Regions from separate parts of the Homo sapiens genome. Here region 1 is linked to region 2. The links are chromatin loops, found by intact Hi-C in ENCODE. Cell type or tissue: gastrocnemius medialis. All regions are shown on one strand. Links, peaks and the distances in the headings refer to the core of each region. The heading gives the core; the rest is flanking DNA. Region 1 has its middle 40 kb from the start of SLC22A2. Region 2 overlaps SLC22A1 (solute carrier family 22 member 1).

What was found. Hi-C counts contacts between places; a loop is a spot of excess contacts. Peaks named below come from ENCODE experiments on the same cell type or tissue, not always from the same donor. Only the 100,000 strongest peaks of a DNase experiment are listed, where the experiment ranks them.
Region 1: it touches region 2 in a loop (16-fold over the local background); 11 of 110 quality-filtered maps call a loop at or near these places.

The regions. Positions count from the first base shown.
Region 1 is chr6:160,293,437-160,303,638 of GRCh38, forward strand. No RefSeq gene overlaps it. Among named protein-coding and RNA genes, the nearest start is that of SLC22A2, 40 kb to the left of the region's middle. RefSeq lists enhancers at 4,887-5,387, 6,425-7,011, 9,978-10,202. In gastrocnemius medialis, for the core only: a CTCF peak has its summit at 4,078 (motif pointing left); no DNase peak of the experiment used is centred there.
Region 2 is chr6:160,133,573-160,143,774 of GRCh38, forward strand. SLC22A1 (solute carrier family 22 member 1) reads left to right here. Exons shown (of 11, transcript NM_003057.3): 4 at 385-553; 5 at 2,648-2,762; 6 at 2,972-3,078; 7 at 6,081-6,295; 8 at 9,969-10,077. Among named protein-coding and RNA genes, the nearest start is that of SLC22A1, 17 kb to the left of the region's middle. RefSeq lists an enhancer at 320-1,519. In gastrocnemius medialis, for the core only: a CTCF peak has its summit at 4,809 (motif pointing right); no DNase peak of the experiment used is centred there; H3K27ac peaks cover 374 bases.

The sequences.
Region 1 (10,202 bases), core at 2,213-6,212, 160 kb after region 2:
TTTTGTCACATCACCTTAATAGTTTCCTGTAGTTTTCAGTTGATTTTATACGGCTTTTTCTTTCACCAATAGATCACTCCACAATGTATGTTATCTTGTTTCAAGATTCCATTTAAAAATACAAGGAAGTCTTATGAAATGATGGAAGGGGAGAGACCACTAAACCCAAACTTCCAAAATATAATATCCTCATCATATGATATATTTTGCTATAAAATCTTAGAATTCTTTAGAATTGAGTGGAAATTTAATCATACCAAACCTAATTCTTTCATTTTCAGGGAATGAAATAGAGAATGTGACATGTAGCTGTTGTCATGTTAAATGTTGGGGGGTGAAAGAAACATTGGTGACCACTTTATGGCGAGCAGTCATCAACATTCCAATATGTTATAGTCACATTACATTTTGTGACCTGTAATTTTCCCCATAAGTCATTTCAGCATAGCCCCCTTTGTCTTAAATGGACGTGCTTTATTTCAGAACAGAGGCAGAAGGGAAGGTTCCCCAGCTGTTGCTCTAAGCTGTTGTCTCAGCACATAGCACGCTAGCATGGGGCCACATGTTGCATTGGTCAAATCTCAAGGAGTGTCTGTAATGAGCCAATACAAACAGATGAAGCCTCTACATGGAAACTCTCTGCTCTAGACTCACGTTTGGCCAGGGGGCGTGGCCTGGAGGGTGTAACTCAGGGAACTCCACAGGAATAGTCCCGGCTGGGAACTTGCGTCCCTAAACCCACCAAAACTGCTATAACGAGCTCTGCGAGTGTATACTGTTATTTGCTCTGAAAGGCAGGGCTGTTACCCAAATCCCCTGGAGAGAGCCAGATTTGCAAAGTGTCTGATGTGAGCCCAGAGATCAGCAACAGATACCATAGACCTTTCTCCCCATCTGCAACCAGTCGGAAATAACTCTGTCCCTGCTCACCTCATCTTTGCTTCTGTTGTGGCTTGAAAATCGTATGAGAGTAACATCCTGGGATGAAAAATGCAGCTCGACTCCCTCAGGCTCCACTGCAGCTAAGTCCCCCAGATGGCTGAGGATCATTTATGCAGAAGATGGGGGACTGAATCTCTGTCTTTTTCTTTTAATGTTTTTGAGACGGAGTTTCACTCTTGTTGCCCAGGCTGGAGTGCAATGGTGCGATCTCAGCTCACTGCAACCTCCTCCTCCAGGGTTCAAGCGATTTTCCTGCCTCAGCCTCCTGAGTAGCTGGGATTACAGGCTTCCGCCACCACGCCAAGCTAATTTTCTGAATTTTTAATAGAGACGGGGTTTCACCATGTTGGCCAAGCTGGTCTTGAACTCCTTACCTTGTGATCTGCCCACCTTGGCCTCTCAAAGTGCTGGGATTACAGGCATGAGCCACCGCACCTGGCCAAATTTCCGTCTTTATAAAAAACATTCATGGCCGGGTGCAGTGGCTCACGCCTGTAAACCCAGCACTTTGGGAGGCCGAGGTGGGCGGATCACGAGGTCAGGAGATCGAGACCATCCTGGCTAACACGATGAAACCCCATCTCTACCAAAAAAAATACAAAAAATTAGCCAGGCGTGGTGGTGGGCGCCTGTAGTCCCAGCTACTTGGCAGGCTAAGGCAGGAGAATGGCATGAACCCGGCGGAGCTTGCGGTGAGCCAAGATCGCGCCACTGCACTCCAGCCTGGGTGACAGTGGGAGACTCTGTCTCAAAAAAAACAAAAAACAGAAAACATTCATAAACGTCTCCAACAAATACAGAGTGAACTCATTGTGTGCCTAAGATTCTGAGAGTTACAAAGGATGGGGAAGACCTGGTCTCAGACATCATGGAGCTCCATAGGCTAAGTATGGGTGAGGATATAGGGACAGGCTTCCACGTTCACTTACAGAATCTCTACTAGTCTCACCTGTAAGTGCTAAGTGCTAGATAGGTATATTAATGGAACACATAGAATCATTTGAAGGGAGCATCTACATTATTGCAAATACAGTGATTCTTGTATATATTATCTGTGAAAGTTACGAAGAAGTAAAAATAAGGGAATACCCCAGAACATCGGGGTTGGAATCTCTGTAATCTTTCTCCTCATCTGTAAGACGGAAGTTGCCGTATTTATAGATCACAGTGTTAGTGCAATATTTATTGAGAAAATGTAGGTATAAGATTTTTGTAAACAAAAAGTCCTCTACAAATACAGTTTTGGGTGGTGAGCTTTATTAGAAATAGTTTTGTTCAAATTATTTTACCAGCCTACAGAGCATATGTAGGTAACTTCTACCAGGCTAAAAAACAAACAAAACTGTGCATGATCCCAAAAGAGAGCACATATTAGTTAGATAAACCATTGGTTTAAGGGTTTAGGGAAGACAGTGATTATTTTCATGGTTGGTTGGCCTTGGTCACTGCATGGGTGCCAAGAGGCCCTGAAATGAGTTGTGTAAGGTAGGATTAATCAGGAAGTCTTGTTGGAAGAGGTGGGTTTTGACCTGGCTTAAAGAAGGCAGTGCCAGGAGGAAGCCCGAGATGGTGGTGGATTTATCCCTAAGAATTTAGGAACACAAGTTCTGCTTAAAGCTATACAGGCACAGTGTTTCCCAATGAAAACAGAGAACTCAGAGTGTGTTTTTCAGTCACAACCAGCATTCAGCCCTTCCTACTTACAAATTTTAAGACTTTGGAGGCTTGTTTCATGGATTATCAGAGACCTGGCCTCAAGGGATTAAGGTCAAACATCGGTTCCTCATGTGGCCGTTACACTGAATTGTTCCATAGTCACAGTCTGTACCTCTAAATGTGTGTGTGTGTGTGTGTGTGTGTGTTTCTAGAAGCTTTAGCCAGGGTGTGGTGAAAAGGTCACTATTCTACATTACTAGGGAGGGGTATCCAGTGGGGGCACTGGCCTCATGTTTGCATACCAGTCAGGGATTTACTGAATGCCCATATTGCTTTTTTTTTTGTTCACCTGTTGCTAGACCATGAGGTGAAGGTCTCCAAGGACAGGGGCTGTGACATATTCATCGGTGTGTGCTCAGTTCCCAGCACTATGCCTAGAAGAGGGTAGTTTTCAGTAAAGGCATGAGTGAATAACTGAATAAACCTCTAGCATAAAAATAAATATAAGGTATACTTTCTATCCATTATGAGCTGGTGAACACTGTCCCTTGCTTCATATTTTTATTTTTTACAGCTCTATTAAGATAGAAATGACAAAAGTTGTATATATTTAAAGTGCACAACATGATGAGACACATATATATCGTGACATGATTACTAAAATCAAGCTAATTAACATATCAATCACCTTACTTTTTTTTATTACACCTTACCTTTTTTTGGTGATAACACAAGATCTATCTTTAGCAAATTTTAAGTACACAGTACAGTATCTTTAACTATATTCTCCATGCTGTAATAAGATCTTTAAAACTTATTCATGTTGCTTAACTGAAATTTTGTACTCTGAGGCCAACATGTCCCCAAATCCCCTCCCTCAGCCCCTGATAACAACCATTCCACTCTCTACTCCTATGAGTTAAACTTTTTTGGATTCTACATGTAGGTGAGATCATGCAGTATTTTTCTTTCTGTATGTGGCTTATTTCACTGGGCATAATGTCCTCCAGGCTCATCCATGTTGTCACAAACGGCAGGATCTCCTTGTTAAAAGCTGAATAGTATTCCATTGTGTGTGTGTGTGTGTGTACACCACATATTCTTCACATATTTATCTGTTGATGGATGCTTTAGGTTGATCCCATGTCTTGATTATTGTGAGTAATAGCTGCAAATTGCAGCAATGATCATGAGGGTACAGATGTCTCTATGAGACACTGATTTCATTTCCTTTGGATGTGTACATAGAGCCAGGATTGCTGGATTAAGATAGCATTACAGGTAATACAGGATAAGACGACATTGCACCTCGGGTCCAGGTAGTGAGAAGGTTCCCTGCCACCCTGTTACCTGGAGCGGTCTGAGGGAGGCAACCACACTCAACAGGGAGATTGATCTGGTCTCCAAAAGCCAGGATCCAAAAGCCAGCTCTGGAGTGGAGCTGGGAAGTGATCCTGCTCCCCTGAGGGACACTGAGTCGTTAACTCCACCTTGTGGTGGCTGCTGAGCCCTGGCCACCCTGACAGGATGCAGGGTGAAGGCTGGGAGGCTCCAGGCACCTGCTGCCCATGCCCAGCGTAAGGCCCCTCAGCATCTGCTTCAGGAGGAGGAGGACTCCCAGGGATGGCTGGGGGCTCAGTGAGGCCCGAAGAAACTCTCTGGTCTCCAAAAGCCAGGATCCAAGCCTCATAGAGCTGGGTTCCCAGGATCCCACCCTCCAGAGCACGGTCCCTAGAAAGGATGGGCTGCCTACCCTTGAAGCAGGACAAGGAAGAAGAGCATGTAGAGGATGCTGGCAGAGTGGCTGTCTGAACATCCTCTGGATGGTCCAAGCATGGAAGGGCAGCTGGGAGGTTTCCTCTCATATCCCCATTTTCCCAGTGATGAGTGTGACATTCAGGGGAAAGTAGTGAGGGTGACCCAGCTCTTCTGGCTTCGAGCCAGCCCTCTCATCACTGAAATGCGAAAGCCATCTCTCACCTCCCATGTGCCCAGGGCTCCGCCACTGACTTGGCACTTCATGCATGAGCTAGGACCCACCTGGTCATCCAGTGAAAACACAGCTGTCCCAGGACACAGGTAAGAAGCTGGACAGTTGAGTTGTGGGTGGCTCGATGAGGGCACCCAGTGAATGAACAGTGGCGTGGGACCAGACCCAGCTCTGCGCTCTTCGTGCCCCACCACGGTGGCTAAGCTTTCAGAATCAATTAGTCCTGCTGCTTTATGTCCTTGCCAACGTGTGTGTTCATACTTCTGGCAGTTGGTTTGAGGAATACCACAGCCAAAACCTGCTACAATGTGGTCTGCTTCAGAGAGCTTTGCTCAGTGGCTTCCTTCTGTCATCTTGAGTGAGTTGAGAAAAAGAAAGAGAGGATTTGAAGGTTTATTCGAGGCTGTTCTAGAGTCAGCGAAACACTTCCCATATTTCTGTGGGCATGGCCAGATGGGGCATTGAGATGCTGCAACACCAAGCCCACAGTGGGCATTCCAAAGACAACACATGTTATTCCTATATAAATCAGGCACAGAGATGGCAAACATCTTCTTCATTTAGGTTGTGTTGAATTGTTCACTCATCTTGGCTATGTGGGACTTCGTTATGGGAGAAGACAATCCCAGCTGTAGGTAAAAGCAAAGGGTGTAGAAAAAAGAAAAATACGTGTGGGCAGAGGATGAAATGGACTTGAAGAGGTCACAGAGTGAGTGAAGACAAATAAATAATAGGGGCAAGGGAGGGATATGAAAAGTAGAGCTCACTGAGTGGTCAGATTTGTACTTTGCTTAACCCCAAAGGGGAAGAAGACGCTATGTGTTATTTCATAAATATCCTGCCATCAGAGAGCACCACCCAACCGGCATCATTTACCAGGACTGGGCTAACCTAAAATGAAACCACAGTCATTGTTGCTTTTGACTGAAATTAGAAAACCCCAGGAAACACACAACCCTATAAAAATATTTTTTTAAAGAGCAAGTCACCATGTCTCTCTCAAAAAGAAGTACAGACCAAGTCAGAGCAGATGCACGCTGTGCCTGGGAAAGGACAGCATGATCCGATCAGAGTCAAAGTACACACACACACACACACACACACACACAGTCTCTTTCTCTCATGCACATGAACACACATATATACACACATGCGCACACATGGGCACACACATACACACATACACACGTGCACATACACACATACATACATATAAACACACATATACACACATACACACATACATATCTAACCACATATATACACCACGCACACAAATATGCACACATACATACACATATTTTACATACATACACACATGCACATGCACATACACAAACATACATACGCACATATACACACATACATACCCCCCCACACACATATATACATATACAAACACGCACAACACACACACATATATACACACCCATATACTTACATATATACATACATATGTGAGCACACACATGCACATGCACACACATACCCATCTATGCACACATACACATCCACACACACATACACATACACACACAGCCTGGATTAATTGTGTCCCCTGCAAATTCCTATGTTGAAGTCCTAACCCCGAGTACCTCAGAATGTGGCTGTGCTTGGTGACAGGGCCTTTAAAGGGTGAAGTTAAAATGAGGCCTTAGGGTGGGCCCAGATCCAATCTGACTGGCGTCCTGAGGAAATTTGGCCGCATACAAAGACCAGGGATGCGCATGTGCAGAGAGAAGACCACGTGAGGACACAGCCAGAAGACGAGAAGACGGCTTGGTCTTCCTGTGGATGGGCGTTCCGTTGTTTCCAATGTTTTGCTGCAATAACCATCCTTTGTGTGCCGTTATGTCCCGGAATATACTTTTATTTCTATGGGACAGATTTCCAGGAGTGGGATGGCAGGATCAAAAGTAAAGATTTTAATAAAAACCGGCAATTCTGTGACCATCTCTAAGAAACTGTTTGTTTCTTTCCATGGGGAAACTGAGGCCCTGAGAGGCATCTGATTTCCACAGTAGCCAGGGAGCTTCAGCAGATTTTGGCAGGGCTCAGGGAACCCAGGTACATAAATCCAAAGATGACGGACTCTTCTCCAGGAGCCACTTCCGCCAGCAAAGCTTCCCTCTAAATCTTGTAGTTCCCTGTCAGGGAGCAGAGTACACCCCGCCCCCGCCCCAGCCTTCAGAAGTCCTGGGCTCTGCCCTTCCCCTCTGGCTCCACACTCAGCTAACTCCATGCCGGGCATGGTGCTGGGCCCCGGGGCACGATCTGAAGGCGCTCATCGCCTGCAGGGGACCATGACCAGCAAACCCAAGGTGGTTTTACAGCACATGCCAAGGGCTTGGGGAGATCCAAACAGGGCACCTCCGAGACGGAGGAAAGCAGGGGCAGCCAGGGCTTCCCAGAAGTGTGACACAGCACGTCTTCGCTGTTCTGGAAGGGCAGGCAGGGGCCAGCCCAGCAAAGGAGTGGGCAGGGTGTGTCTGACAGAGGAAGTGGGTGGGAGGAGGTGTGGCCCGTGCAGGAAACACAAAGTCCACACTCTCCCATCCAGGTGCCAGATGGGATTGGGAGACTCGGCTACCCTCCACAATCTCACTCTGCCAGGCCCCAGCTCCTCACCCATCCCCCACTGCAGCAGGTTCTGGCCAGCCTGTTGCTTTACTCCTGCACTCTCCTTACCATTCTCTCTAGGAAAATCCACGTATTGGCTCCCACCGTGTCTAGGATGCCTTCCCTGGATGCTGCCACTTGTCCCTTGTCTCCCACAAGCAGCCCAGTGCCTGGCGCTTTGTAGGTGTTCACTGAGTCCCTGTGGCACTTACCTCTGGAAATCCACATCTGGCATTTGATGCTATGCTATGAAGAGTTTTAGGCTCGTTAGGGCCTTGTCTTTTGCACTCACCAAGCCCTTTGCCGTGCACACCATCGGGGCTCAGCCAGGTGCTGAGAGACACAAACAGCATCCTTTGGGTCTCTGTGGACGTTGCAGCAACCTCATTTGCTGAGAATCATTTACACTGTGCTGAGACTTTGTTGAGAATGTGGCTGCACAAGCAAAATCCTCCTTCCCCCAAAGTACAGTAATTCAATTTCCAGCCTTCCCATCCAAAGAGCGGGGAGATATAGAATAATGTCATACCCACAGGAAGAGAAAAGGTTTTTTGTATGTTTCTCTTCCCACCAGGGCAGAAAACCATTAAGTATTGGCAGGCTGAGCTATCCCTGTCTCTTGTGAGCTTGTAAGGATTTCCCTTAGGTATTTGGCTCAGGGAGTTTTTAGGCAGATCTGGTGTACAGTTTAAACACACTTGGTAGAATCAGTACTGCTCTGAATAAGTGAGGAGTAAGGGATCATAATAAAGCCCATTGCTGGGGTCTCCCAGGTTCCGGAGCTTCCCTGTGCTGCCTGGGCAGTGGCCAAGCTCCCAGCATCTCACCCATGTCGAGAACACAGTCTTCTGATCAGCCACCACCCTGCCTGTGATGGACACGGGCAGCTGAGACCCACTTATTCTGCTGAGACAGGATCACGTGGGCATTCTTGAGTCTTGCCTTTTAAAGACATACTAAAATTGTCATTAAAGCTCATTTCTAAAGGCCCTTTTCTTCAGTTAATATTTTGCAGTCTAAACAAAAGTTGCACTTTATCTCAAATTGAAAGAACTTAAGAAATCTATGTTTGCTGGAAGTAATAACATATTAAGGAATAGGATGTTTATGCTAAGAAAATGTTCACTTGGGGCACTGTGCTTTGAGATAACTGTGCAGGCCTGCTCTGGAATTATTAGACATCTAGTCCTATTCTGTCCATAGGGCAGCCATTTGCAGCTGCAAAGTAACTTCAAAGGCCTCAGAAAGGGTCTACCTTAGAAAATAGCCAGCTTGAAAGACTTCCATCTATTCTGGGCAGAGGCTATTTCTAGAAAACGATTGCCCCGATAGCCGATCTCTAAGAGAGCCCTTTATCTAAGAGGTGTCATCTGGTTGGATTCTGAAATCATCTAGTAGGGTTTAAGGTGGTGCATTAATCAGAGGAGTTTTTTTCAGGAACCATGACAAGAGGGCAGTGGGGTCAATATCATCAATCCTGGCAGGAAGAGCCAGGTGCTGGGAACTGGTCCCTGTTCTTCTCTGAACAAGATTTGCAAACTCGGGCAAGTCACTTAGCCTCAAAGGCCTCTCTAGTTAATGATCTGATTTATTTAACTTTTTGGAGATAGTTACAGAGTATTAGGTAGAGGAAAGCATTACTGGTGAGTAAAAGAGAAACATATATCCAGTATAGTCCACACTTTCTGACATGGGTTGGTCCCATTTTTCCCTGATTAATGCTATCAGGATATAATCACTTAGATTACAGTGCCTGGAAGAGGGTGGAATAATTCAGGAAAAGTTTATGAAATAGGCAAATCTTCACTTGAGTTTAGAGGGATGGAGGAGGAACCTGGCCTGGAAGGGGAAGAATGTCCTGGGAGCGAGAGGATTTGCTTATCTGGTGCCTTGAGGAAGTGGTGGCTGGAATGGAGAGTTGGTGCTAGAGTTTGGATAAAAAGACAAAGGTTGAGAAACTAGAGTCATAGGAAAAAAATGTGTTAATTGATTTGCTGAGCTAGATAATGCATGGGCTTACTAGAAATAAGAGCTGTGGATTCAGATAAGAAATCTGCTGATCAGTTCCAGCTGGTTGATGTGTTAGTCTGTTCTCATGCTGCTAATAAAGACATACCAGAGACTGGGTAATTTATGAAGAAAAAAAGAGGTTTAATGGACTCACAGTTCCACTTGGCTGGGGAGGCCTCACAATCATGATGGAAGGCAAAGGAGGAGCAAAGGCACGTCTTACATGGTGGCAGGCAAGAGTGTGTGCAGGGAAACAGCCCTTTATAAAACCATCAGATGTAAGACTTATTCACTATCACTAGAAAAGCATGGGAAAAACCCACCCCCATGATTTGATTACCTCCCACCAGGCCCCTCCCACAACACATGGGGATTATGGGAGCTACAATTCAAGATGTGATTTGGGTGAGGACACAGCCAAACCATATCATTCTGCCCCGGCCCCTCCCAAATCTCATATCTTCACATTTCAAAACTAATCATGCCTTCCCAACAGTCCCTCAAAGTCTTAACTCATTTCAGCATTAGCTCAGAAGTTCACAGTCCAAAGTCTCATCTGAGACAAGGCAAGTCCCTTCCACTCATGAGCCTGTAAAATCAAAAGCAAGTTAGTTACTTCCTAGATACAATGGAGGTACAGGCATTGGGTAAATACACCCATTCCAAATGGGAGAAACTGACCAAAATGAAGGGGCTACAAGCCCCATGCAAGTCTGAAATCTGATGGGGGTCATTAAACCTTAAAGTTCCAAAATCATCTCCTTTGACTCCATGTCTCTCATCCAGGTCAAACTGATGTAAAATGGTGGCTCCCACAGCCTTGGACAACTCTGCCCTTGTGGCTTTGCAGGGTACAATCTCCCTCCCTGCTGCTTTCACAGCTGGCATTGAGTGTCTGTGGCTTTCCGAGGCACGCAGTGCAAGCTGTTGGTGGATCTACCATTCTGGAGTCTGGAGGACAGGGGCCCTCTTCTCATAGTTCCAC
Region 2 (10,202 bases), core at 3,131-7,130:
GCCAGTGGACTGAGTCCTGAAGCAGGCAGAGGGGAGTGCAGATGGTAAAGGAGCAGACGCGGAAAGCGACGGTCAGGGAAAAGCCAGAGAGCCAAGCAGCCTGGTGGATCTCCGGGGCCTTGGTTTGATGGGTCCGGGGCCCCGGTTTGATGGGTCCGGGGCCCCAGAGAGAAGGGGAGGCGTGAGCGCGGCTGTGGTTTGCGGGAAGGAGAAATGGGAGACACACAAGAGAGAAGCCTGGGAGCAGGTGAGGCTGGGCAAGGCCGGGTGGGAGCTTCCCGCGGGGAGACAAGCTGGACTGGGGCCCCGAGCTTCTGAACGCACGGCGTCGGGCTCCTGGGCTCCTGCAAGGAACCCGCATAACGTCCACACCTCCTGTTTCAGTCACAGAATTTGTTGGCTCGGGCTCCAGAAGAACGGTGGCGATCATGTACCAGATGGCCTTCACGGTGGGGCTGGTGGCGCTTACCGGGCTGGCCTACGCCCTGCCTCACTGGCGCTGGCTGCAGCTGGCAGTCTCCCTGCCCACCTTCCTCTTCCTGCTCTACTACTGGTGAGGCCCTTCCTCCTGCCTACGGGGAAGGGGCGCCGGCCACCCCTCTGGCTGCGCTTTCTGTCCTCTCGAGGGACCAGTCTCTTGGAGTGGGGGGCGCCTACAGGCCGTCTTCCAAAGGCCATGGTGTCCACATGCATAACGCATGGGGCTGCGCGGAGCCCGGCGCTTCCCACACTCATGACGCATAGGGATGAGCTGGTCCCGGGGTTTCCCACACGCATGACGCATAGGGATGAGCTGGTCCCGGGGTTTCCGACACGCATGACGCATAGGGATGAGCTGGTCCCGGGGTTTCCCACACGCATGACGCATAGGGATGAGCTGGTCCCGGGGTTTCCCACACGCATGATGCATAGGGATGAGGGGAGCCTGGGGCTTCCCACATGCATGATGCATAGGGATGAGCAGAGCCCGGGGTTTCCCACATGCATGATGCATAGGGATGAGCAGAGCCCGGGGTTTCCCACACGCATGATGCATAGGGCTGCACAGAGCCCGGGGTTTCCCACAGGCATGATGCATAGGGCTGCACAGAGCCTGGGGTTTCCCACACGCATATCGCATGGGGCTGCGTGGAGCCAGCGCTTCCCACCGCTTGTACTGTTCAGGTTGTTCTGTTATTACCAGGCGGCCCAGGTTACATGTGGAGCTTTCCTCAGACAAAGCCTCTTTAGATAGGTTCCCCCAGATAAAGGTGGGCCATGCCAAGAGTCGGACAGAAATCCAGGAAAACTCAGGGCCTCAGCATGTGCACTTTCCAGAAACACAAGGCTGAACCTCACTCCCGGGTGAAGGAGGCAGCTTTTTGAGGGTTGCTCAGTGGCCTTGGGAAATCTGTATCAGCGTCCAGTGGTAGGAAAGGCTCCACAGGTGGCAATCCCACTGCAATGGCTACCACTCCCGAGAGTCCCCTAGAGTCCGTCCCAGGGGTGCTGGCATGAAGTCAGATGCTCTGTTATCTTCTTGATCCTCTCCCTCTTCCCCCTCTTCTCTTCCTCTCTGCTGTCATCTCTGCTCTTCTCCCACTTCTTCATTTTTATAGTACTATTGGTATTATTATTAAGACACTGAAATACCTCTCATCTAGCCATAGAGCAGGCATTTGATCTTGATTGAATGAATGAGTGACAGAATGAAGGAACAACAGGCCTGCTCAATGCAACCTTCTCTGGGGACTGTGTACCCTGAGCCATTATGACACAGAATCAGTCCAAACAAGGTGTTAATCATATTAGCTGTGAGTGCTTCGCAGAGTCTGAAGGGCAAAGAACTCCACAGGTCAGTTTTTATTGTGGTGGAGGGAAGAGGGGGTAGCAGAAAGGTCCACAGAGAGGAATTTCTCATCCCTCCACCTTTTGTCTTAGTTTTGCTGAGAGCAGACCTCATCTGTGGGTGGCACTAGAGTTAACCCAGTCTCTCTAAATGAAAGAGTTGTACACGTATGGCCAGGGAGTTCTGAGGAGCCTGCCCTTCCCCTGCCTCGTCCTTGTGAAACAGGGATCTCTCCAGCAGAAAGGCAAATTCTGCATGCTCAGGCAGGGTGAGGCAGTCAATGCCGGCCAGCTTTCAGAAGACCCTTATGCCAGAGAGGCCCAGTCTTTGAGTTGTACCCTCCTCGTCCCATTTGAAATAGACAGCATGGTGTTGATTTGATTTTAAAGGACAGTAAATACATTTTATTTTGTTTGAGAAATATTTTGAGAAGTGTTCAACAGCCCTTGTATTGCCTGGAGATGTCCTGGTGTCATCGGGTAATATACATGGAGCATCTGCTCTGTGAGTGTTTTCCGTGGGGGACAAAGGCTGCCCCAGGAGAGATGAGGCCCCTGCTGCACAGAAGGAAGGCTACATAGGAAGCGATGGCTCCCTTTTGGTCTATAAATCTTAGGTGACACTAGGAGTCTGAGTGACCCACAGAGCTGTGACCTGGGCCACATGGGCTAGCGCACAGTGACCCCAGGTCCTCATCCTCTTGAGGGATTACAGCCCCAACGTGGGGAGGGCAGGCTGCACTGAGCAACAGCATCACCCCGCTCAGGGCTGAACGTCAGACCGAGGAAAATGCCAGATAGTGATGAGTGGTGTTCGCAGGTGTGTGCCGGAGTCCCCTCGGTGGCTGTTATCACAAAAAAGAAACACTGAAGCAATAAAGATAATGGACCACATCGCTCAAAAGAATGGGAAGTTGCCTCCTGCTGATTTAAAGGTGAAATCTAGGAAGGGGTATCTCACATCACTGAATCTGGGGCTGGGTTCTGGTGCAGATTCGTCTGGGGCTGCCAGGGGAAAGAGCAGAACTGTGCCCCTTGTCATGGGTGTGAAGCACGGTGGTGGCAAGGCTCACCTCCCCAGGGGCTCCCAGGTGGCTCTGCTCATGACAGCGTGAGTGTGGCTGATGCTCTCCCTCCCTCCTAGATGCTTTCCCTCGAAGAGGATGTCACCGAAAAGCTGAGCCCTTCATTTGCAGACCTGTTCCGCACGCCGCGCCTGAGGAAGCGCACCTTCATCCTGATGTACCTGTGGTGAGGGGCGTTCCTGTGCGTCTCTCCAGGCAGAATCAGCACGCTCGCCCAAGCACTGGGCTATAGATTAGAGACAGTGGAATACTCAGGTGGAAAAAGAGAAAGGGAAAAAGAATTGTAATATAGTTGTGAGTGGTCAAAGAGCTCTTTTTGTTTCTCCCTTGGGGATTGAATAATAAGGAAAAGGCTTCATTTTAGTGAGGAGCATTTGTTACCTTTGGGAGATCACCAGTGGGATGAGAGAAATAGGATAAAGGGTTATCGGGGCTGCCTCCGTTCCACATGGTCTCATCTTCTGGGAATAGCCAAGTCTTGACTCGGCGTCAGAAGGTGGATGAGAGCTCCTGGAGCGTTCGAGGAGGAAGTTCCATTCCTCATATCTAAACACCCTAGAGACCCTACCTGAGCATCTCTGTGCATTTGTTACCTATTGACTAGAGAACGCACACCCACATGGACCCACGCACACACGCTTTGCACATTCCAGGGGTCTGCATGCTCCCCCAGCTGCTGTCACGAGCAGGAATCCCCTGCCCTGCTCCCTAGGAGGATGCTGGCTCACCTCCTCCGCACAAGGGCTTTCCCCTCAGCATACAGTGAGGGCCCCCCAACTGCACTCTGGGCCTGGCCCCTTCAGCGGGAGCAGCTCCGCTACCCAGGCACACTTGTTTGCTCTTCTATGTGAGGTTTTATTGGAACAAAGAGTTTGTAGTAAGTCAGTGCCTGGCATATTGCAGACCCTAAATCAATATTTGCTGAAAGTTGAATGAGTAAACACTGTGCCCCAGAATCTGTCCAGGTTCAGTGTGTCCTGTCCTGCCTCAACCTTCACCCTCCCTGTCTCCGAGTTTGCCGCTGGGGTCCTGCACCCAGCCACATGCTGGGCCCGTGAACCTTTGCAAATAGCCCCATGTACCTGGTGGGTTTCCATGGATACTCAGTGTTGAACTCAGCATGGAGGCTGGGACTGGCCGCTGCAGTGGAAGTAACTGCCCGCTCTGCTACGCTGTTCAGCTCCCCTCCCCAGCTCCGAGACTCCCCACAAGGCAGTGTTCTTGACTCTTCTGTTCTGTTACCCCCACATCCAGTCCTCTGGCAAGTTCCATCAACTGGCTTGGAAATGCCTTCAGAACCTGCTGCCTCCCATCTTGGGCACCCTGGGTTCCCTTGCTGGGGTTGTAGTAGCCCTGTCCTTGGCACTAATTCTTTGTATAAATGTCAGCTGTCTCATGGACAGTTCTGCAGCATCTCTTACCTGCATTACTGTAGGCACCTTCTGGGTGGCCTGCTGGCTTTACCCATGCCCCTCGGTGCTCCACAAAGCAGGCAAAGGCATCCCTTAGAGCTCAACAGACCTTGTCTCTCCCTGTTTACCCTCTGCTGGCTTCCTAATCACTGAGAATAAAGCCAGATCCTTTTCTGTGGCCCACAAGGCCTCACGCCTTTGGCCCCTGAACGCCCTTTTCTACTGTCCTGCTGGTTGTCATGACTGAGACTCGAAAGGTCTGTCCACCATGTCCTGGCTGTGTGACCTTCCAAAGGGCCTTAATCTCTCCGTGACTCAATTTCCCCCTCAGTAATGGGAGAAGTGATAGTACCTATCTCACAGATGTGTTGGGAGGATTAAGGAGATTATATGTGTAAATGACATAGAAGAGGGTACAGCATCCATGCAGGAAATGTTCAATGTCAATGTGGTTTTTTTTGTTATTTTAATACACACATGCAATTCATGAGCTCTGCCCACAGGTGGCAGCCCGGCACATTTGTTAACTGGCTTGTTGACAGGAAAATCAAGGTTACACGTTCCTTTCTCTTAAACCAGTTTCTTTATCAGTAATATGACTGCTGTCTTTAACTGGCTAAATGGTACAGAGGCACTCAGGCTAACCTCAACTCCTTGAGTTGCAGGCAAGCACCTTGTTTCTTGTTCTCTTGACCCTTTGTCCAATCAGGAATAATTTAGGACTAGAAACAAAAGCATCCCAATGCTTCTTTAGGCGAAATTTTATCAAAGAAGGATACATTCCTTAGCAACATGCATTTTCATCTCAGTTTTGGAGCTGATAGGCAATCTGCATGCTGGGATGAGACAGTAATTTCTTATTGACCCAAATCTGTTCTCACAATGTAAATATGACTGTAAAAGCTTTCTAGCTTCCAAATGATATTTTCCCCCCGAAGTGACACATGAGGCACCCTACATTTTGGCTCAGGTGAGAGTGATTTAGCTAGGCCTCGGGTCTGTGTGCCATATGCTGTAATGTTGCTACATTTTCTCAAATATGGACGGAGGGGGTGTGCAGTGAATGGAAGAGCGTAGGTGAATCAATAGCGCCCACTAAGGACAGCACAGTAAAGGGCCGGGAATGCCATGGTGCGGTTGGAAAGACCTGGCCCATGCCTCTGTCTGTTGTGCCCTGAGTCTTCTGAGTGCCCTGAGTGCATACTGTGTGCTGGGAACTATAATTGGCACTTTTGTACGCTAATTCAGTGAGTACTCAAGACAAACAGATGTGGGAGGTACTATTACAATCCCATTTACAGACGAGGGAACTGAGGCCCAGAGAGGTTAGTTAACTTCCTCAAGGTGACACAGCTCATAAAGCAATCCGACACCTGGCCCCTTACTTCCTGGTCTCTCCTGCCCACCTCCTCGTAGGCCTGTTGGGGTGTCAGATGAGGTACGCACGTGCAGGGCTTGGTGCAGAACCAGACATTTAAATCTGCAGTGAACAGTAGCCATCCTCACGTGCAGTCTCCAGGAGACTTGGAGGCATATCCTACAAGTCAGACTCTCACATCTATCATGAAAAAAATGTATCATTGGGGCCCTTCTAGGACACTCTTTCTCATTTTTACTCCCCTCTTCTCATATTGCTCTAGGGCATTCTAAACCCAGTGATTCATGCTCTTTCTCCATCTGCGAGGGGCTTTTTTTTTTTTTTTTTTTCTTCAGTCTCTGACTCATGCCTTTGACTTGAAACCTCCTCTTGGCTCAGGTTCACGGACTCTGTGCTCTATCAGGGGCTCATCCTGCACATGGGCGCCACCAGCGGGAACCTCTACCTGGATTTCCTTTACTCCGCTCTGGTCGAAATCCCGGGGGCCTTCATAGCCCTCATCACCATTGACCGCGTGGGCCGCATCTACCCCATGGCCATGTCAAATTTGTTGGCGGGGGCAGCCTGCCTCGTCATGATTTTTATCTCACCTGGTAAGTTGGTAAGTTGTCTGCTTTCATCATTTCCCAGGCAATCGAAGTGTGGGGAAAGTGTTGTGACTCTTTGATAAGCCTCTGGAATGAGAACAAAGATGAGGTGCTACCTTTGTCTACAAAGTTTTTTTAGATTTTAAATTGAGGGGCCGTGCACAGTGGCTCATGCCTGTAATCACAGTACTTTGAGAAGCCAAGGCAGGTGGATCACCTGAGGTCAGGAGTTCAAGACCAGCCTGGCCAACATGGTGAAACCCCATCTCTACTAAAAATACAAAATTAGCCGGGCTTGGTGGCGGGCGCCTGTAATCCCAGCTACTTGGGAGGCTGCTTGAACCCAGGAGGCGGAGGTTGCAGTGAGCCGAGATCGCACACTCCAGCTTGGGAGACAGAGTACAACTCCATCTCCCAAAAAACAAACAAACAAACAAACAAAAAAACCCCCAAAAACAGCAAAAAAAAAAAAAATTAAATTGAGTTTTAACATACATACAATCAGCAAACTATAAGTGCATGACTCCATGAGTTTTTAAAAATGTGTACACCCGGGCAGCATGATCCACGTAAAGATGGGGAACCTTTCCAACTTCTCCAAAGCCTCCCTCAGGCTCCTTCACAACAACCCCTGCCACCCCTCCAAGGTCACCACTACTCTGCCCTTTGTCAGCACAGATTGTGCCTGTTCTTGAGCTTCATATAGATGGCACCATACCAAATATACTGTTTTTGTTATTGTTGTTGTGTTTTGAGACAGAATCTTGCTCTGTTATTCAGGCTGGAGTTCAGTGGTGCAATCACAGCTCACTGCAACCTTGAACTCTTGGGCTCAAGGGATCCTCCCGCCTCAGCCTCCTCAGTAGCTGGGACTACAGGCGTGAGCCACTATGCCCGGTTAATGTTTTTATTTTTTGTAGAGATGGGGTCTTACTATGTTGCCCAAGCTGGTCTCAAACTCCTGGGCTCAAGCAATCCTCCCACCTCAGCCTTTCAAAGTGTTGGGATTATAGGCATGAGCCATTCATCATTGCACCTATGAGACCCACCCATGTTGTCACATGAGAGTGTAGTTGGTACTTCAAACAAAATTATTGTGTAGGATTCCACTGTATGAATATGACACTCTGCATCCCTTCCACTGTTGATTGTCACTTGTGTTGCTTCCAATGTTTGCCACTTATTGGGACTAAAATCATCCTTGCACGTATCTTTGGGCAGGCACATGCTTTCATTTCCCTTGGGTACAGGTCTGTGAGTACACTTGCTGGGTCCCAGGGAGGCATATGTTTAGCTCTAGCAGACACTGCCAAACAGCTTTCCAAAGTGGTTAGACCATTTTATACTCCTCCCAGGAACACATGGGAGCTCCGATTACTCCAGATCCTCCCAACACTTGATCTGGCTCATCTTTTTAAGAGTGGCCATTTTGGTGGATGTATACTTTAGTCTGTAATTCTTACAATCAAAGATAAACCAAGCTACATTTAAACCTAAAGCAGATTAACTTCAGTCAGTTTTAATTTGAGTACGTAAATTGCCTTTCACATTCATTGCTCTTGGATATGTTGTAAAATAAATACAAGGGCAGATCTGCTCTTTTCTCAGTTTTTACTGCGTGTGCTCTGCACTTGCTGATTTAGTGAGTCATTTTGGCAGGCTTTCGTGCAGGGTATTGTAGAGACTGTTCTGTGAAATCTGTATGCCCAAGAACTAGGCTGTGTAGATCAGGCTGGAAAGAAAAAGGGTTGGGGAAAGAAAGCTCAGTTTTCTTTTCCCTTTTTTTCATGGAGAAAGAACAGAGAACACAGGAAAAGGGGCAGCATGGATCTGAAATAGATTTTGCTCACTTTCTTCCCAATCTCTCTGTTTCTGGAATCCTGGGTAAGATGTGATGGATGGGCATACTTTTAAAAAGTTCACAGCACTGAGTGCCAAGAAGGAGGGCCATCGAGGGCTAAGTCCATTCAGTTGTCACCTGGACAGAGCCCAGGCATCGTCCCCTCCCCAGCCCCCTCCTCCCAGCTCCTGTCCTCCCCTCGTCCCTCTGTCTTAGTCCTTATCACATTTTAGGACAGTCATTCATTCAACCCGCAGGAAATATCTCCAGGCCTTCTATATGGCTGGCAGGTATCTAGGTCCTAGGATTTCAACCATGAGCGAAGCAGAGAGAGTTCCTGCTCCATGGAGCTGACATTCCAGAGGGAAAAGAGAAGGATGTCAGTGCTTTCTACAATGGGCACGGGAGGCCTGAAGAGGCCTAAATGAAGTGGGAAGAGCCATGTAAAAATCTGGGGAGAGTTTTCTGACACGTGCAAGGCCCTTGGGGTGAGAAGAATGTGGCATTGGAGGGACTGCTCGGGATCTAGGGACAAGGGTCAGGCGAGCTCGTGGGGAGCAGTGGAGTGAGGCGTGGAGTGAGTTGGGAAGTAGCCAGCTGTGGACTTTATCCCAAGAGTGGTAGGAAACCACTGGTGGCTTTGAGCAGGGGTGGACTTGACCCAACTCCAGTCTGAACTGGGTCCCTCTGGCTGCTGTGATGAGCGGCCCTGGGGGTGCAGAGTGGAGGCATGTTCAGTTCTCTGAGGCCAGGGATGCTGTTTACCTCTGGTCAAGCATCACCAGGCTAAAGACCTGTGAATGAGGACCTCCCTCGAGGCATTGGAGTGAACTCCTTGCCTTTTATCTTTTAGAAGCTAGATGAGGTGTGGTCCTTAACAGAAGGCTCAGCTTGGCTTCTCTATCAGGGCTGAGAGCTCCAGGAGGCAGAGAGACTGTGTTGCACCCATGAGACGGGTGAGGGGCACTCTCATTTGGACCCTCACACTGGCTGAGTGAGATGATACAAGATTTCCATAAATAGCCAGTATCTGGGGACAAGGGTCAAGCTGACATCGTGTCTGTGACCCCAGAGGCCTTTATAGTGAGCTGGTGTGTCACAGGGTTACTTGCATTTCAGTGCTGGGGGTAACCCATGCAGAGCAGATGATGGTGGTTATTAAGGATCTGAGCTTCTTTCCAATGAAGCCAAATTCTTTGATCATTCTCAATAGGGAGAGGGCTTTCTGGGCCTTCAGGTGGTCGAGAACCCCACAGCAGCCTGCCAGCGTGAAACAAGGGCTCGCTTCCCTCATTCTCAGCCTCTGAGACTATTATGAAAGGTGTTTTGGTTAAAACTGTATTGGAAACAAATATTAAATTGAGGATTAGAAATCTGTTTTGTTAGTTTGAGAACTACTACTAGAGGGATTATGTTTATTGAGTGCTTTCTGTGTTTCAGGCACTGAACTAGAATGGATACTATCATATAATAAATAAAAAGCCAACTTTAAAATTCTGTGGTCACAGTGGACATTTGACATACATCAGCTCTAAGTCTCATGATGATCTATAAGCTGGGTGTCATTATTCCCATTTTACAGCCCAGGAAACCAAGCTGAGATTCAAAAAGCCCATTCTTTCCCCTGTTCAATGGAGTCTTCTTGAATATGTCATCGTCAACTCCCCAAATCTCTTGAGACTCAGTTTACTTATCTAAAAATGAAAAAGTTAGATAAGACAAACTTCCAGGCCCCACCAGCTCTAATAGTCCAAGCATGACCCACCATGGCCTCTCACAGTAACTCAGGGAACGAAGCCCCCATCCACCACCCACACCCTCTTTGTACTTCCTTTCCAGACCTGCACTGGTTAAACATCATAATCATGTGTGTTGGCCGAATGGGAATCACCATTGCAATACAAATGATCTGCCTGGTGAATGCTGAGCTGTACCCCACATTCGTCAGGTGAGTGCATGGAACAGGGGTAGCCAGTGAAATGGCTGTGAACCCACCAGCTCAGTGGGAACCAACATCTCCAAGGTGCTTCCTAAAGATGCAGCCAAGCATTGCTCAGTTTGGACATTGAGTGG